Linked DNA regions of Homo sapiens: region 1 is linked to region 2. Evidence: chromatin loops called from intact Hi-C (ENCODE). Cell type or tissue: heart left ventricle. All regions are shown on one strand. Each heading gives the region's core, and the rest is flanking DNA. Links, peaks and the distances in the headings are about the cores only. Region 1 has its middle 150 kb from the start of ZBTB20. Region 2 has its middle 98 kb from the start of ZBTB20.

The links. Peaks named below come from ENCODE experiments on the same cell type or tissue, not always from the same donor. Only the 100,000 strongest peaks of a DNase experiment are listed, where the experiment ranks them.
Region 1: it touches region 2 in a loop (8-fold over the local background); 1 of 110 quality-filtered maps calls a loop at or near these places.

Annotation. Positions count from the first base shown.
Region 1 is chr3:115,299,487-115,302,410 of GRCh38, forward strand. No RefSeq gene overlaps it. Among named protein-coding and RNA genes, the nearest start is that of ZBTB20, 150 kb to the left of the region's middle. In heart left ventricle, for the core only: no CTCF peak of the experiment used is centred there; no DNase peak of the experiment used is centred there.
Region 2 is chr3:115,243,617-115,246,540 of GRCh38, forward strand. No RefSeq gene overlaps it. Among named protein-coding and RNA genes, the nearest start is that of ZBTB20, 98 kb to the left of the region's middle. In heart left ventricle, for the core only: no CTCF peak of the experiment used is centred there; no DNase peak of the experiment used is centred there; H3K27ac peaks cover 552 bases.

The DNA of each region.
Region 1 (2,924 bases), core at 323-2,822, 56 kb after region 2:
AGAAAGTTTGACATCATAGGCCCAGGCAAACAAAGCCTGCCCAAGACATAGTCTGGACTCTGGTAATGGAGAAAAAAATCCTGCCTTTAATACAAGTCCAATACTGAGTAATAAGCAATAGGTTTCTAATTCTGGGGTTGAAGCCAGGGCCTTGAAAGAGACCCCTGTGTTGTTCAGGTGAACTGGGACTACCAAAAGCTGATATGGAGCAGGAACACTGAGAAAAACCCTTGAGCACCTTAGATCCCACATTAAGCACTAAGTAACATCACTCTCTGTTGGAGGAATTTGAAGTCTGTGTTTTACTGAAGGTGTCTCCAACAATGACAAAGAATTGAAAATTCAGCCCAGTGCCTGATTAACCCCAGACTAAATGCCTGACAAAAAAAAGACATGCCCATTTCCAGGTTAAATACTACTTTGCGCAGCCTGTTTTTCTTCTACATGTGAGGGACGCCATTCAAATTACGAAATAAACAAAATTGTCAGTACATAAAGCAATCAACAGAACCAGACTCAGAGATGGCCCTGATGTTGCAGTTAGTATACAGCAACTTTTAAATAACTATAACTAATATATTAAAAGATATAGTAGAAAAGGTAAGCAACACGCGTGATGGGGAATTTCAGCAGAGACAGAAAGTACAAAAAGGAGTTAAATAAAATCCTCAAAATAAAAAAAATCAGATAAAAAGGATTAGTATTAGAAGCCCATAGATCCTTATCCAAAATTTTGTTCAGATGCCCTGACTGGTGATACCATGCACATACAAAGGGTGCATGAAATGTTTATTACTTACATAATGAGAAAGATTTATGGTAAGTTTTCATGGTGGATTTTATTTTATGGTAGTTTTTACTTTGTAACAATAAGTTTATTTTATGTTGGATAAGTGGCAGGAGCAACGTGATGGTTTCTGCCCTTGGGCTGTGGCTTGTGTGTTGTATATGAACCTCCCATCAGCACCAAAGGAAAGAGCACTTGTGTTTTCCTCTCAGCCTGCACAGCTGTGGGGAAGAATGAAAAGGAAGGTATGAAGCTCAAAAGTTGTCAACAATCAAACATCAAAAAAGATAGAGTATGTTGTTTTGTTTTTGTTGTTGAGATGGGGGTCTCTCTCTGTCAACATGCTGGAGTACGGTGATGTGATCATGGCTCATTGCAGCCTCGACCTCCCAGGCTCAGATAATCCTCCTACCTCAGCCTCCTGAGTATCTAGGTCTACAGGCAAATACCACTATGCCTGATTAATTATTAAATTTTTTGCCCAGGCTGGTCTTGCGCTCGTGAGCTCAAGCAATCCACCTGCCTCAGCCTCCCAAAGTGCTGGGATTACAGGTGTGAGCCACTGCTGCTGGCCCAACCTTCTTTATTACAGAAGCTTATCAAAAGAGTTGACACAGAAGATAAGGTAATTGGTAAACTTAAAAATAGGACAACTAAAATTATCTGAAGTGAAGCATAAACAGAAAAAAATGTGAAAAGAAAGAATAGATTATCCAAGAATTGGATAATATCTAATGGTGTAATGTTCATGTGATTGGATTTCCACAGAGAGGAGAGAAAGAGTAAAGAAGGAGAAATAATAATGACTGAGAGTTTTCCCAAAATAATGAAAGGCAATATATTACAGATGAAGGGGCTCAGTGAATACCAATGAGGATAAATACAACAACAAATCTCTCGCTCTCTCTCCCCCACACACACACACACACACACACACCTACACCCCTACACCTAGACTCATCACAGTAAAAATAATGAGAATGAAACATAAAGAGAAATCTTAAAGACAGGCAGAGAAGCCACTAACAGTGCATTTAGAGGAACAAAAATAAGAATTTCAACACACTTCTCCTAACAAATATGCAAGCCAAAAGACAATGGAGAGGCATAATAGAAGTACCAAAAGGAAAAACTGATCAATAGAATTCTATATCCAGAGGAAAAAAAAAATTTTTTTTTTTGAGTTGAGGTTTCACTCTGTTGCCCGAGCTTGAATGCAGTGGCGTGATCACTGCTCACTGCAGCCTGGGCTTCAGCGATCCTCCCACCTCAACCACATCAGTAGCTGGGACTACAGGTGTGTGCCACTGTGCCTGGCTAATCTTCAAATTTTTCATAGAGGCAGTGTCTTGCCATGTTGCCCAGGCTCCTCCTACCTTGGCCTCTCAAAGTGTTGGGATTACAGGCGTGAGTCACTGTGCCTGGCCCCAGAGAATACATGTTTAAAAAATGATGTTAAATAAAAATATGTTTAGAGTAAAAACAAAAAAAAGTGAAAATTTATTGCCAGCAGAACTGTGCACCAAGAAATATTAGAGAAATTTCTTTATACAGAAAGAGTATGATACCAGATGGAAATCTGAATCTGTACAAAAATAGAAGAGCCCTGAAAATTGTAAAACTGATAATAAATAAAAGAAAATGTTCCTTAGTTTATAAGAACTTTAAAAGATAAATGTCTAAATAAAAATAGTAACAATGTATTCTGAGGCTTCTATCATGTAGAAATGAATTGAATGACAGCAATAATACAAAGACTAGAAGAGAGGAAATGGAGGTATATTGCTTTAAGTTTCTTATTCTATACATGAAATATTATCATAGTATTTGAAAGTAGATTATGATAAATGAAAGATGTGTTATGTAAATCTTAGAGCAACCACAAAAAGTACAGAGAAGTTAAGCTGAAATAAAGCATCTAACTCCATTTAAAAATGTTTGTTGACAGATTTTAAGCCTCATTCCCTTATCTTCCTCTTCTGCCCACTTTTGGGCAAGCTAATAAGAAATTCTAGGTGCTCCTTCCTTTGGCACTTTGCGAAGTTCAAACCACACAAGCCCTGCCCACTGTGCAGGAACCATTACCCCAACACCACCATCTAACCACCACAAAAACTCCAAGCTAATCTCCTTTCTC
Region 2 (2,924 bases), core at 169-2,668:
ACTTGGAGACCATAGCAAATTGCCATAAGGGAGAAAGGGCATGTTAGTCCTCTAATTATTAACTTGAGGGAAAGTTGGAGTTGACTTTCCTAGAAATTCTACTTGGTGGAGGGGATGATGGCTTCCCTCCAGCAACTTTTAGATTGGAGTTGTAAAAACATTGGACGTTCAGTGATGGAAATTTGGGGATATAATCTGCATTTAAGACTAACTAGGGGAGGCTGGGCGCGGTGACCCATGCCTGTAATCCCAGCACTCTGGGAGGCCGAGGAGGGTGGATCACGAGGTCAGGAGATCGAGACCATCCTGGCTAACATGGTGAAACCCCGTCTCTACTAAAAAAAAATACAAAAAATTAGTTGGGCGTGGTGGCAGGCGCCTGTAGTCCCAGCTACTCGGGAGGCTGAGGCAGGAGAATGGCGTGAATCTGGGAGGCGGAGCTTGCAGTGAGCCAAGATCACGCCACTGCACTCCAACCTGGGCGACAAAGCCAGACTCCATCTCAAAAAAAAAAAAAAAAAAAAAAAAAACAACAAACTAGTGGAGTCAGAATGGCTGTTATTAAGAAGTTAAAAATAACAAACATTGGTGAGGTTATGGAGAAAATGGGACTCATACTCTCTTGGTGAGAGGGTGAATTAGTTAAGCCACTGTGGAAAGCAGTTTGGAGATTTCTCAAAGAACTAAGAATAGGATTACTATTCCACCCAGTTGTCCCATTACTGGGTATATACCCAAAGGAAAAGAAATCATTCTACCAAAAAGACATCTGCACTTGTATGTTTATTGCATCACTTTTTACAATAGCAGTAGTCTTTGCTATTATAAAAAGCAAATGTAAAAAGCAAACGTTTTACAATAGCAAAGACTATTGCTGTTGTAAAAAGCAAACGTAAACAACCTAGATGCCCATCAAAAGTGGATTGGGAAAATAAAATATGGTACATGTATACCAAAGAATATTATGCAGCCATGAAAAATAATGAAATTGGGTTCTTTGCAGCAACATGGGTGCAGCTGGAGGTTGTTATCCTAAGCGAATTAATGCAGAAACAGAAAGCCAAATACTGCATGCTCTATTGTATAAGTGGAAGCTAAATAGTAGGTACACATGGGCATAAAGATGGGAATCATAGACAGTGGGGACTACAAAAGGGGGGAGATGCAGTGGTTTAAAAAGCACCTATTGGACACTATGTTCATTATTTGGCTGATGGGATCAATAGAAGCCCAAACTTCAGCATCACAAAATATACCCATATAAGAAGCCTGCACATGTATCCACTGCATCTAAAATTAAAAAAAAAAAATTAACAGGTGCAGAAAGTGGTATGAGAAATTTTCTATTTGTTAGAAAATTATATGATTTTCTGGAAAAGGTTAAGTTGATTGTGGGGACATTGTTAGCTAATGTGACCATTTTCTTAGGAGGTCCTACTGTTGTCAAGGAGGCTATCATATGGTAGGGCATGGTGGCTCACGCCTGTAATCCCAGCACTTTGGGAGGCCGAGGTGGCTGGATCACCTGAGGTCAGGAGTTTGTGACCAGCCTGGCTAACTGATGAAACCCCATCTCTACTAAAAATATAAAAAATTAGCCAGGCGTGGTGGCAGTCTCCTGTAATCCCAGCTACTTGGGAGGCTGAGGCAGGAGAATGGCTTGAACCTGGGAAGTGGAGGTTGCAATGAGCCAAGATCACGCCACTGCACTCCAGACTGAGCAACAAGAGCGGAACTCTGTCTCAAAAATAAGTAAGTAAATAAATAAATAAATAACAATAATAATAATAAATAAATAAAAAAGAAGGCTATCATATATTCTGTACAACTTAAAAAGGTGCAGGATTTTCCACCGTGGTTTTAGTTAAACATATACTGTGATGCAAAAATTACAGAGGCTTCACTAACCCCCAGAAGATAAAGTTTCATGGCTCCAGACATAAGACATGGTCCACAGAGTTGGTGGTGGTAGTTGGCAGGGCCGGGTATGAGTAATGCACATAGAACCCACAACTAATCCAGCAGATTCTCCTGGCTCAAGTTGTACATGAGTCACTCATCCTCAAAAGATAAAGAAAGGTTGGAGGTTGCCTTAAGGAGTTCACATTACTTTAAGGATCTGAAAATCCTTGTTCTAACTAGATCTTACAAGTCATATTGGAATCAGCTTAGGTTGGTAGAGGTCATTGGATCTCCAGAACTTGTGAGGAGTGAATTCTGATATTGACACTAATGTTGACCTCTTGAGCCTGGCCCTTTTCTAAACTGAATGCTGGCATGGTTTTTTAAGGTTTCATGGTTTTAAGTCTCGTTGACTTAGCCGAAAAACATCACCCCTGGAAGTCTACCCACTCTGCAAAAGGTGCAGAGACAGAGTGATTCTCCATCCAGGTAGAAACTATTTAATACATGCCCACTAGTTTCACTGCAAAGACAATAGTAGACTCAACCCACAACTCATAGAGGATTTATATTGCTCAACTGTTGACAGTGTAGTTTGTACTTTTTGTGGCAGCGGAGTCAGACCAAAGTGATAAGCAAGTGGCTATGCCTTTATGCTACTAAGACCAGCATTATGATAGTATTTGGACAAGAGACCAAGATTTTCTATATCCAGATCTTTACTTGCCATTCTCATCTAGAAAGTCTCCAAAAACTTTTCCACAGAGGAGACAAATCAAGGATAAGTAACATATTGTTATTGCTGGAGCTTTGAACACAAACTCCAAAGACAGATTTGGCTGGATATACATTGTCTTATAAATTTAAGAGAAGTCCTTCACTTCAACAAAGTATACTGAATGGCCTAAAACCAAAGAAGCTAAAAAGCTCACTCACTTCATTTTCACCTTCCAGCTGAAACCTGGGCTTGGATATTACAGCTTTGGCCTCACACACCATTGAGAATTAGAGGAAATGCAATG